3 separate regions of the Homo sapiens genome follow, and regions 1 and 3 are each linked to region 2. The links are chromatin contacts, found by Hi-C or POLR2A ChIA-PET in ENCODE. All regions are on one chromosome and are shown on one strand. The core of a region is the stretch at or near the end of the contact, and the rest is flanking DNA. Distances in the headings are between cores, read along the strand shown.

Evidence for each region. A loop is a pair of places that touch in the nucleus more often than their neighbours do. ChIA-PET counts read pairs that join two places held with the same protein, here RNA polymerase II (POLR2A). Pooled maps may share reads with other maps.
Region 1: a loop to region 2 is called in a pooled map, with 4 times the contacts of the local background. The contact joins the promoter of ALDOC here to the promoter of TP53I13 in region 2. A Hi-C loop is called at or near these places in 4 of 50 pooled maps.
Region 3: a map of CD4-positive, alpha-beta T cell shows a loop between it and region 2 (3-fold over the local background). The contact joins the promoter of GOSR1 here to the promoter of TP53I13 in region 2. A Hi-C loop is called at or near these places in 2 of 168 maps with a recorded cell type or tissue (CD4-positive, alpha-beta T cell and heart left ventricle) and 6 of 50 pooled maps. POLR2A ChIA-PET finds 5 or more read pairs at or near these places in 1 of 52 experiments (H1).

The regions. Positions count from the first base shown.
Region 1 is chr17:28,575,586-28,578,285 of GRCh38, reverse strand. ALDOC (aldolase, fructose-bisphosphate C) reads left to right here and starts at 1,391. Exons shown (of 9, transcript NM_005165.3): 1 at 1,391-1,485. It overlaps SPAG5 (sperm associated antigen 5), which reads left to right. Exons shown (of 24, transcript NM_006461.4): 22 at 1-68; 23 at 196-276; 24 at 516-712. The coding sequence ends at 587. RefSeq lists an enhancer at 989-1,168 and a silencer at 1,219-1,458.
Region 2 is chr17:29,567,262-29,569,961 of GRCh38, reverse strand. It overlaps TP53I13 (tumor protein p53 inducible protein 13), which reads right to left and starts at 1,261. Exons shown (of 7, transcript NM_138349.4): 1 at 1,132-1,261; 2 at 876-944; 3 at 603-644. The coding sequence starts at 1,203. RefSeq lists enhancers at 221-721, 1,805-1,854 and silencers at 1,025-1,384, 2,385-2,644.
Region 3 is chr17:30,476,034-30,478,733 of GRCh38, reverse strand. It overlaps GOSR1 (golgi SNAP receptor complex member 1), which reads right to left and starts at 1,326. Exons shown (of 9, transcript NM_001007025.2): 1 at 1,270-1,326. The coding sequence starts at 1,300. RefSeq lists enhancers at 1,063-1,282, 1,433-1,582.

The DNA of each region.
Region 1 (2,700 bases), core at 142-2,641, 990 kb after region 2:
AACTGAGAGTGATGTTCCTGGAGATGAAAAATGAGAAGGAAAAACTCATGATCAAGTTCCAGAGCCATGTAAGAATGTCCATGCCATTCCAGGGCCATTTCCTACCATCGTTAACAAATGCCCCGCCATGTTTCCCCTGTCCTACCAAGTTTGCTCTTTTATGCATAGGACTTATAAAATCTGTTTGCTTTCTAGAGAAATATCCTAGAGGAGAACCTTCGGCGCTCTGACAAGGAGTTAGAAAAACTAGATGACATTGTTCAGCATATTTATAAGGTATAGGCAGGAGGGAGGTGATATCACTAATGAACCTGGTACAAGGCCTGGCCCCAGGAGGTACTAATGAGCACAGATCTGGTTCCCAGCCTGTGCTGAGAGCTGGGCCTGAATCACTATTGCAGGCTTCTCTGTGGTGTCTGTTTTCTCCCCTCTAATTCAGCGGCTGCCTCCTGGGGCTGGGAGCCCTGGGCCTTAAGTCTGTGGTCCTGAGCTGCGTTTTCTGCCTCTCTTCCCAGACCCTGCTCTCTATTCCAGAGGTGGTGAGGGGATGCAAAGAACTACAGGGATTGCTGGAATTTCTGAGCTAAGAAACTGAAAGCCAGAATCTGCTTCACCTCTTTTTACCTGCAATACCCCCTTACCCCAATACCAAGACCAACTGGCATAGAGCCAACTGAGATAAATGCTATTTAAATAAAGTGTATTTAATGAATTTCTCCAAGCTTACGGAATCTTACTTTTTGGGTGAGAGGGGGCGGATGATGAAGTCAGGGAAGAAGCAGCTTGGGCCTCCTGCCTGGGCACCCTCCATAGATCCCTCTCCACCTCCTGCTGCATCCAAAGCCAAGGCTGCCTGCCCTTCCTCCCTTCCTCTGCTTTCACCAAAACTCTGGGCACTGGACTGCTTGTTCCCTGGCTCACCGCCTGGAGGAAACAGAAAGGCTTCATTCTCTTACTTTCCCCAGCCCCCTCGGGGGTATACCCTGGCAAATATGGGGGTGAGGACAGAGAAGCTCAGTTCATTACTTCCTGCCCTGAACTTGGGCACCTTGAAGATGCTTCTGCCCCACCTACTCAACCTGTTGTTACTGTTCTGGTGCCTCCTCTTCACCAGACTAAGCTTAATCCCCAGCATCCAGCAAGTGCCCGGCACGTGGTAAAGGGATTGTGGCAGAAATGAACGCAAGGTCATGGCCAGGCTCCCCGAGGTGGGAGGGCAGTCCCTAACAGCCACGGATGCCTGGCGGGGCGCTCACTCCACCTCGCCGCCCCGCCTCTGAGGGCGTGGTCTTGCCCCGGACACCAGTCCTGGGGAGGGGGTGTGGTCAGGGCGGGGCATGCAGGCCACGCCCCCGGAGGAGTCACGTAGCTCTGCGACATCCGCAGCCTCATTTACCAGAGGGAGCCAGGGCTGCAGCCTCATCTGTTTGCGGATCAGAACCCGAGCTGTGCTTGTGGCTGCGGCTGCTAACTGGCTGCGCACAGGTAAGGCCAGGCAAGGCGGGAGCCACTCAACATCTCCGCTTCATTTCCTTGGCTCTTCCCCTGCCATCCTCGTCCTGCTACCTGGGACTCCGGGATGTGCCCTTTCGACCCTTTCCTAACATCTTTGCTCCTTTCCGCGTACTTGAAACCCCATGGCTCAACCTCTTCTGTTCTATCCCTCTTCAGCTCTCCCAGCTGGACCTCAGCTTTTCCAATCCCAAATCCTCCTCTACTTGTTGGATTTTTCCTTGGAGTCTGTCTCTCCTACCCAGAGCATTTCCTTCTCAGCCTGCTCCCTCTCCTCCTAGGCTAGGTCCTCTCTCCAGTTCTCCCGCCTTCTCTGCCCCCCGGTCTAGGTCTCTCCCGCTGACTGGTTAGCCTGCATCACCACTAGCTCCCCTCAGTCTCATCTCTCTCTCAGGCTCTCTACTCCTTTCAGCCTTGGTCCTCTGCCCTCCCGTCTGGGTGTCTGAGTTGTGGGGAATTGAAGTGCTTCCTATTGCTATCCTCCTGCCAAACAGGTGAAGTGCTTCCTGGGCACAGAGATGACCCGGAGGTGTCACTAGCCCTAGTCTCCACACACTAACACAGCTGACCCGCTGGGCCCTCTTTCCTACATCACTGCAGCCCCACTGGGGCCAACCTCTGGTACTGGGTGGGAATAGGCAATAGGCATAGGCAGGCAGGTTTGGAGTACAGAAAAGGAGAAGCTGCAGGAGCCTGTGACTGGTATTTGTGCCACTCCTACTCCCTACCTGTTCTTCCAACCTTTTCCTCTAGAAGCTGAGAGAAGAGGGTGGCAATAAGTACTTTTGCCTCATTCTGAAGCCTTGGAAGTAAGTACACTTTCCCTAGGGGTCCTGTGGAGGATGAGAAAAGGGAAGCTGGAAAGGCCAGGACTTTTGCCTACCTCAACAAGGGACCAAGTTCAGTGAAAGAAGGGTTGGCATCCTTGATTGGGCAGCAGATTTATCAGAAGAGCTGTGGCTTCAGGGCTGCTCACCTCCCCACCCCCACCCTGCATCTTTCCCCAGGGCTGGGAAGGATGCCTACCAGGGACAAAAGGAGATGTGGGAACTGGAGCCCTAAGCTTGCTAGCTGTCAGAAGGACTGGTGCCACTTGATGCCCAGGACTCATGCCAAGGACTGCTGCCCTGTTCCCAGCCCCTTGCTTGATGGGGAGGCCATTTGGCCCATCTGGCCAGGAGAGGCAGC
Region 2 (2,700 bases), core at 12-2,511:
TGGGCAACAGAGTGAGATTCCATTTCAAATAATAATAATAATAAGTATTTCAAAGGAAAATTCAGAGGAGCTGGCGATGAAGATGGAGATGCTACCACGCAAGCTGAGCCCGCAGTGTGGAGCCTGGCAACTGGAGGCACACTCCTTGCACGATGCAGCTCTGTACTGTACACGGTGCTGGCACATACCCTCCCTCGCTGCTCACAGGTAGAGACAGAATTAATACCCTCTCCTACAGAAAGCTGGGGCCCACAAAGTCAGGAGACTTCCCGCTGTCTCCTCAGGGAGCTGGAGCCTGGGTTTTTTCCAGCTACTCTCAGAGAGAGTTCCACTCACAGCCACTTGTCCACAGAGCCAGCTACCCAACAGCATCCTGACACAGCATTGCAGATGACAGGCCTATGGCTCACTGTCTTTGAGCCATCTGTCCTGGGGCTGATCTGTCCTGGGCTTGGAGGTGGGGCAGAGAACTAGAACCCTGCCTCTGCCTGAGGGAAGTGGTAAGGAATGGGGCCGATCAGCAGAACAGGCAGCGAAGCCTGCTAGGAGCGCCTGTCTCCAGGCGTGGACACCAAGGGTGGTGGGCCCCTGCTTGTACTCACCTGCCCTGGGCTCACTCGTGTGTAGGTCACTCTTGGTGACACCTATACATGGGGAAAGAACAGAGCTTAGGGCAGTTGGGGGACTCCGTGTGTGTGTGGTGGGGAGGGGACGGCAGGCCCCAAGCGCCAGGCTGGGATGGAGAAGTTGGCTACTGAGGACTGAGGAACCGGCAGAGGTCCTCAGATGGTGACTGTGGAGGGTGCGGCGAGAACAGAGCGGGACTGGGCTAGCCTTTCACATCCCTCTCTCCCTGGGCCCTCCAGGGCTCCTACCTGCGGAGGCAGAGGCCACAGGCTCTCGGGACAATGGGCTCCCGCCTCCTCCGCCGGTCCAGCCATCACCTGTGGGTCCAAAGCGAAGAGTTGGGGCGCTGGACGCGGCGAGGCCCTGCCCTCTCTCTCCCCAGGCCCAGCCCGCCAGCGGAAGAACTCCGCGTCCCCCTCGGCGCGCCACTCCTTCCAGGACGAACTTTTGGCAAAGCGCTTTGAGCTCGCGGGCCGAGGCCTTCCCAGGAGCGGGTCACCTTACCTCGCTGGGACCCAGGAGCCTCGCGAGGGCTGCCAGGAGAAGCAGTTGGGGCGAAGGCGGAGGAGGCGCCATTCCAAGCGGCCCCGGGCCCGGCCCGCCGCCCAGCCGCTCCGCCAGCGAGGGAGCGCGCGCGCCCCGCCCCTCCAGCCCCAGCGCCCCCGCGCCGCCCGCGCCGCCCGCGCGTCCGTTGGCCCTGGGCTCGCGCGCGCCCCTCCCCAGACAGTGGGCCCCCGGTATCGCCCCGCCCCAATGCCCGCCCACAGCAGCGGAGTGTGCGCGCACGCGTCTTAAACCCGAAGCCGGAAAAGTTAAGTGTAGGAACCGGGTCAGCGCGCAAGGCTCAGTAGGGCAGGCGGGGGGCCCCTTTCCTCGTCCGGGGATTCGTCTCAGCAGGTCCCTGCAGTCTGTAGAGCAGCTGCACAGCTGCAGCGCCTGGATGAGATCGTGGAGCGGAGTGTAAGGCCGGAAATGGAATCCCTGTGGACCGGGTGGCCCAGGCTGGGGAGACGGGTACACTCCCCTGGCAAACCCGCTTCAGATTTGTCGGTGTGACCTGCAATGAGAAGAGGGGCAGAATCATGAAGTCAGGAAGAGCTGCTGAAGGGAGAGGGTCCCACCTCTGGAGCTTCGCCGTCGGCCCACCCCGCTCCCGCCCTCGCAAATAGGGTCCAACGCGGAGGAGCCTCGGGAGGTGTCTCCGCTCCCCAAACTCTCCAAACCCAGAAGCCCCGGGAGGCCGGAGCTAGCCGAGAGGCTGCTGTCTTCCCCACCTCCGCCGTCGCCCAGCGGTGGCAGGCGCGCGTCTAGAAAGAGATTGGTCGCCGCGAGATGGGGACGCCACAGGCCTCACCCCCAGGAGGTGCGCTGGCCGGCCCGCCCCGCAGCGGGGCGCTGGTTCTGGTTCCCTCTCCAGGATTTGGGGGGGAAACGTGGGTAGAGAGCGAGGGTCGAGATGCCTATCCCAAAGCTTGGAAACAGCGAGAACGTGTTATTTCCGTGGTCTCCCATGCACCCCGGTTTACGAGGCGTTCCTTGTAGGTCGGACGGGCATCCCTGTCGCAGGGCGCCTGAGTGTGTCCTTTTCTCCGACTGACTCTCGGAGGCTTGGGGCTGCTGTTTCTGGGGAAGCCACTCCCGGGCTGAGGATTTCCTTGATGTGGAGCCCCGAGCTCGCGGGGACGGGGGCGAGGAGTCCACGGGACCCGCACTGATGCAGGCGGGGAAGCAGCAGCCTCCCGCCAGCGGCTCAAGACGCCGCGCTCGACCTCTCTAGCCCAGTGCCGGACCCCGCCCAGCCAAGTTATTGCGGGGTTGCGGGGCCGGGCGGGGGAGAGCAGGGCCGCCCGAGGGCAGAGCGCGCGCGCGGCCGCCGCCCCACGGGGTCCCGGGAGCCGGCGCCCGGAGCTGCGACTTACTCACCTCTCCCTTCTGCTTCTTTTCATCGGCCTCTGAGGGCGCAGCGCCCAGGGTCTGGCGGAAGACCCTGATGACAGTCGGGTCCCCAAGCCTCGGCCTCCAGTCTCCCCACGTCTCCATGGCCAACACCGCTCTCCCCGGCTCGTGCCCTCC
Region 3 (2,700 bases), core at 77-2,576, 910 kb before region 2:
AATACAAAAATTAGCCAGGCGTGGTGGCATGCATCTGTAGTCCCAGCTACTAAGGAGGCTGAGACAGGAGAATCGCTTGAACGCAGGAGGCGGAGGCTGCAGTGAGCCGAGATCGATAGCGCCACCGCACTCCAGCCTGGGCGACATAGCGAGTCTCCAAAAAAAAAAAAAAAAAAGTTTTCTAGCTGGTACACACATTTCAAATGGGCATTGTAATACATGTTTTAAACTATAAGCACGCTTTTCTGTGATTGGAATAATTGTCTTCTCTAGTAGGAAACATAAGTAAAAGCATTTTGAAAGTATGATAGGCAAATCTGGATAAATTTAGAATTGAGTTTCTTAGACCAAGGGGCTGATAGTGACAATACTGTGGTTTCTAGAGGCTTCAGTGTATAGCAATAAAAACAGGTCAAAGGAATTTGGAAAGTAGTTTCTATGCGGCTGTAAAGCAAAGAGACAGTTGGGAGAAAAAGGTGAGCTTTCTCTGCTCTTGTTGATCATCATAATCCACGAATGAGTTTTATGTAAGCTCACTTTATCCGACTATAGTTTCAGGAATTAAACAAATGCATTTGTCAAATCACAGGAAGGTTTTTTTGGTGGGAGAAGTATAGCAAATGTAACTGCAATTCACACAGGTTCTCTCAACTTTTTCAATAAAACCGATTCTAGACTCTAGAGCAGAAGGGTAAGTTATTTTCTCCTCCTTCAAACACCCAGTCCTGGAAGTCCCCAACCTGTAGTTGTCATGGAGACCCAATAAGAGACATTCTGTCTCCTATTCTCTTCATACTTCCTCCGACGGACCGGAATGCAAGTTCCTCCTTCTCTTTTCCCACTCAGTTTTCCAATAGTGACCTCAGCTCCAATGCGCTGACTCCTCCAGTCTCCGGGGCTCTGGATCTTCTCCCTCAACATTCGTTTCCTCTCAGAGTTCGTACCCCAAGCCCCTTCGTCCGAGTTCCATTACTCCCTCAACACAATTCTACCCAGGCGATTGAGAGCCCTCTTCCTCTACATCCCCGCTCTGTCCACTCTGCCCAACCCCTGCCCCACGTCCCGCTCACACGCCCCGGCCAGGCCAGACCCCTACCCCAGACCGTTCGGTATCCCCAAGGCCCCGGGGATCCCACTTAGGCAAGCCCCGCTGCTCAGCTCGGCCGCTCCGGGAGTCTGGTTCTTTCCTGTGCTGCTTCTCCCAAGATCTGTCCTCACTCAGCCCCTCTCACCCTCGTAGGACGCACCCGGAGGCCTTCTCGCCCTCACCTTCCCAGTAACTGCTGGTCCCTGCCGCCATCTTTGTCGTCCAACGTCAGCCGGGATAGGGGAGCAGAGGCGATGCAGGCCGGAAAGTCACCATGGTGCGTGTTTCCGCCTTGAGAGCCAGGGCCGACGGGATGCGAGCCTCCGCGGACACTGCCACCTGCTGATCAATTCGTTATCTTACAGCTTTTAAGTAGCGAGAGAGAAAAAACTTCGGCTTTAGCTCCTGTCTTTCATTCCCGCTTTCTGCGCCCCAAACCATCATCATCTCCCTCATCTCGGCTTATCCTTTCTCTCAGCAGGTGCCTACTTGACTGGGAGGAGAATCATCCTCAGGCAACTCCCTCAATTTCCCTCACCTTGTCTCTAATTTGTATCTTCAGCCAATTTCTTCCTTTCTCAGACATAGAGACCCTTTCTTCCCAGAGCCATTTCCTTCATCCTACCTCCCCGCCTGTGCTCCATCATCCACGTTCTTTGGCGTATGCGCTCTTCTCCACTGGCTGCTTTCCTTGTCTACAGCAGTTCTAGTCCCAGCCCTCTTTGTCCTTGTCAGCCGCCACATCTAGAAAGAGTGAGCTAACTGCTTCTACATGCTCTCGGCCTGAGCCCTCAACCTGATAAAATCTGCTGTCCAAACCCACACTTTATAGATACATAAATTATCACAGTCTACCGGTGCTGACTTAATTCTAGTGAAGTGTAGAAACCTTAATTCCTGTAAAGTTCTTTCCCCCACTCATTTATAATATAGTTGTTTTTAAGTATTTCCTCTGCATTCATTGAGGAGAACCACATCAGTGTTACAATATTTGCTTCAAGGGTCAGGCATAAGTTAGAGAATTCAAGAGAAGAGGAAAGCTTACTTGATTTATGCATATTTTACTCTTCTTCGTTCCTAGTGTCCCAAGATTCCTTTTTCTAATCGTTTCCTTTCTGTTTCAAGAATTTCCCTCAGCCATTTTTTTTTTAAAGAGTAGATCAGCTGGTGACAAATTCTATTAGTTTTTCTTCATCTGAGAATGTCTTGATTTCCCTTCATTCTTGGGGGATCGGATATTGTTGCCAGATATACAATCTGAAGTTGACAATTTCTTTCTTCAGCACTTGAAAAATGTGCCAATTCCTTCTGGCCTCCATAGTTTCAGATAAGAAATTGACTAAAATTGGAATTGTTTTTCCACTGTAGCTAAAATACATTTTCTCTCTCACTGCTTTCAAGAACTGTTCTTTAGTTTTCAGAAGTTATGATGTGCCTTGGTGTAGATTTCTTTGGATTTATCCTGTTTGGGATATCCTCAGCTTCTTGATTCTGACATTTATGTCTTCTGCCAAATTTGGGGGATTCTCAACCATTGTTTCTTCCAATACTTTTTCTGTCTCATACTGTTTCTCTTCTTTTTCTGGGAGTCTGATGACGTGAATGCTAGATCT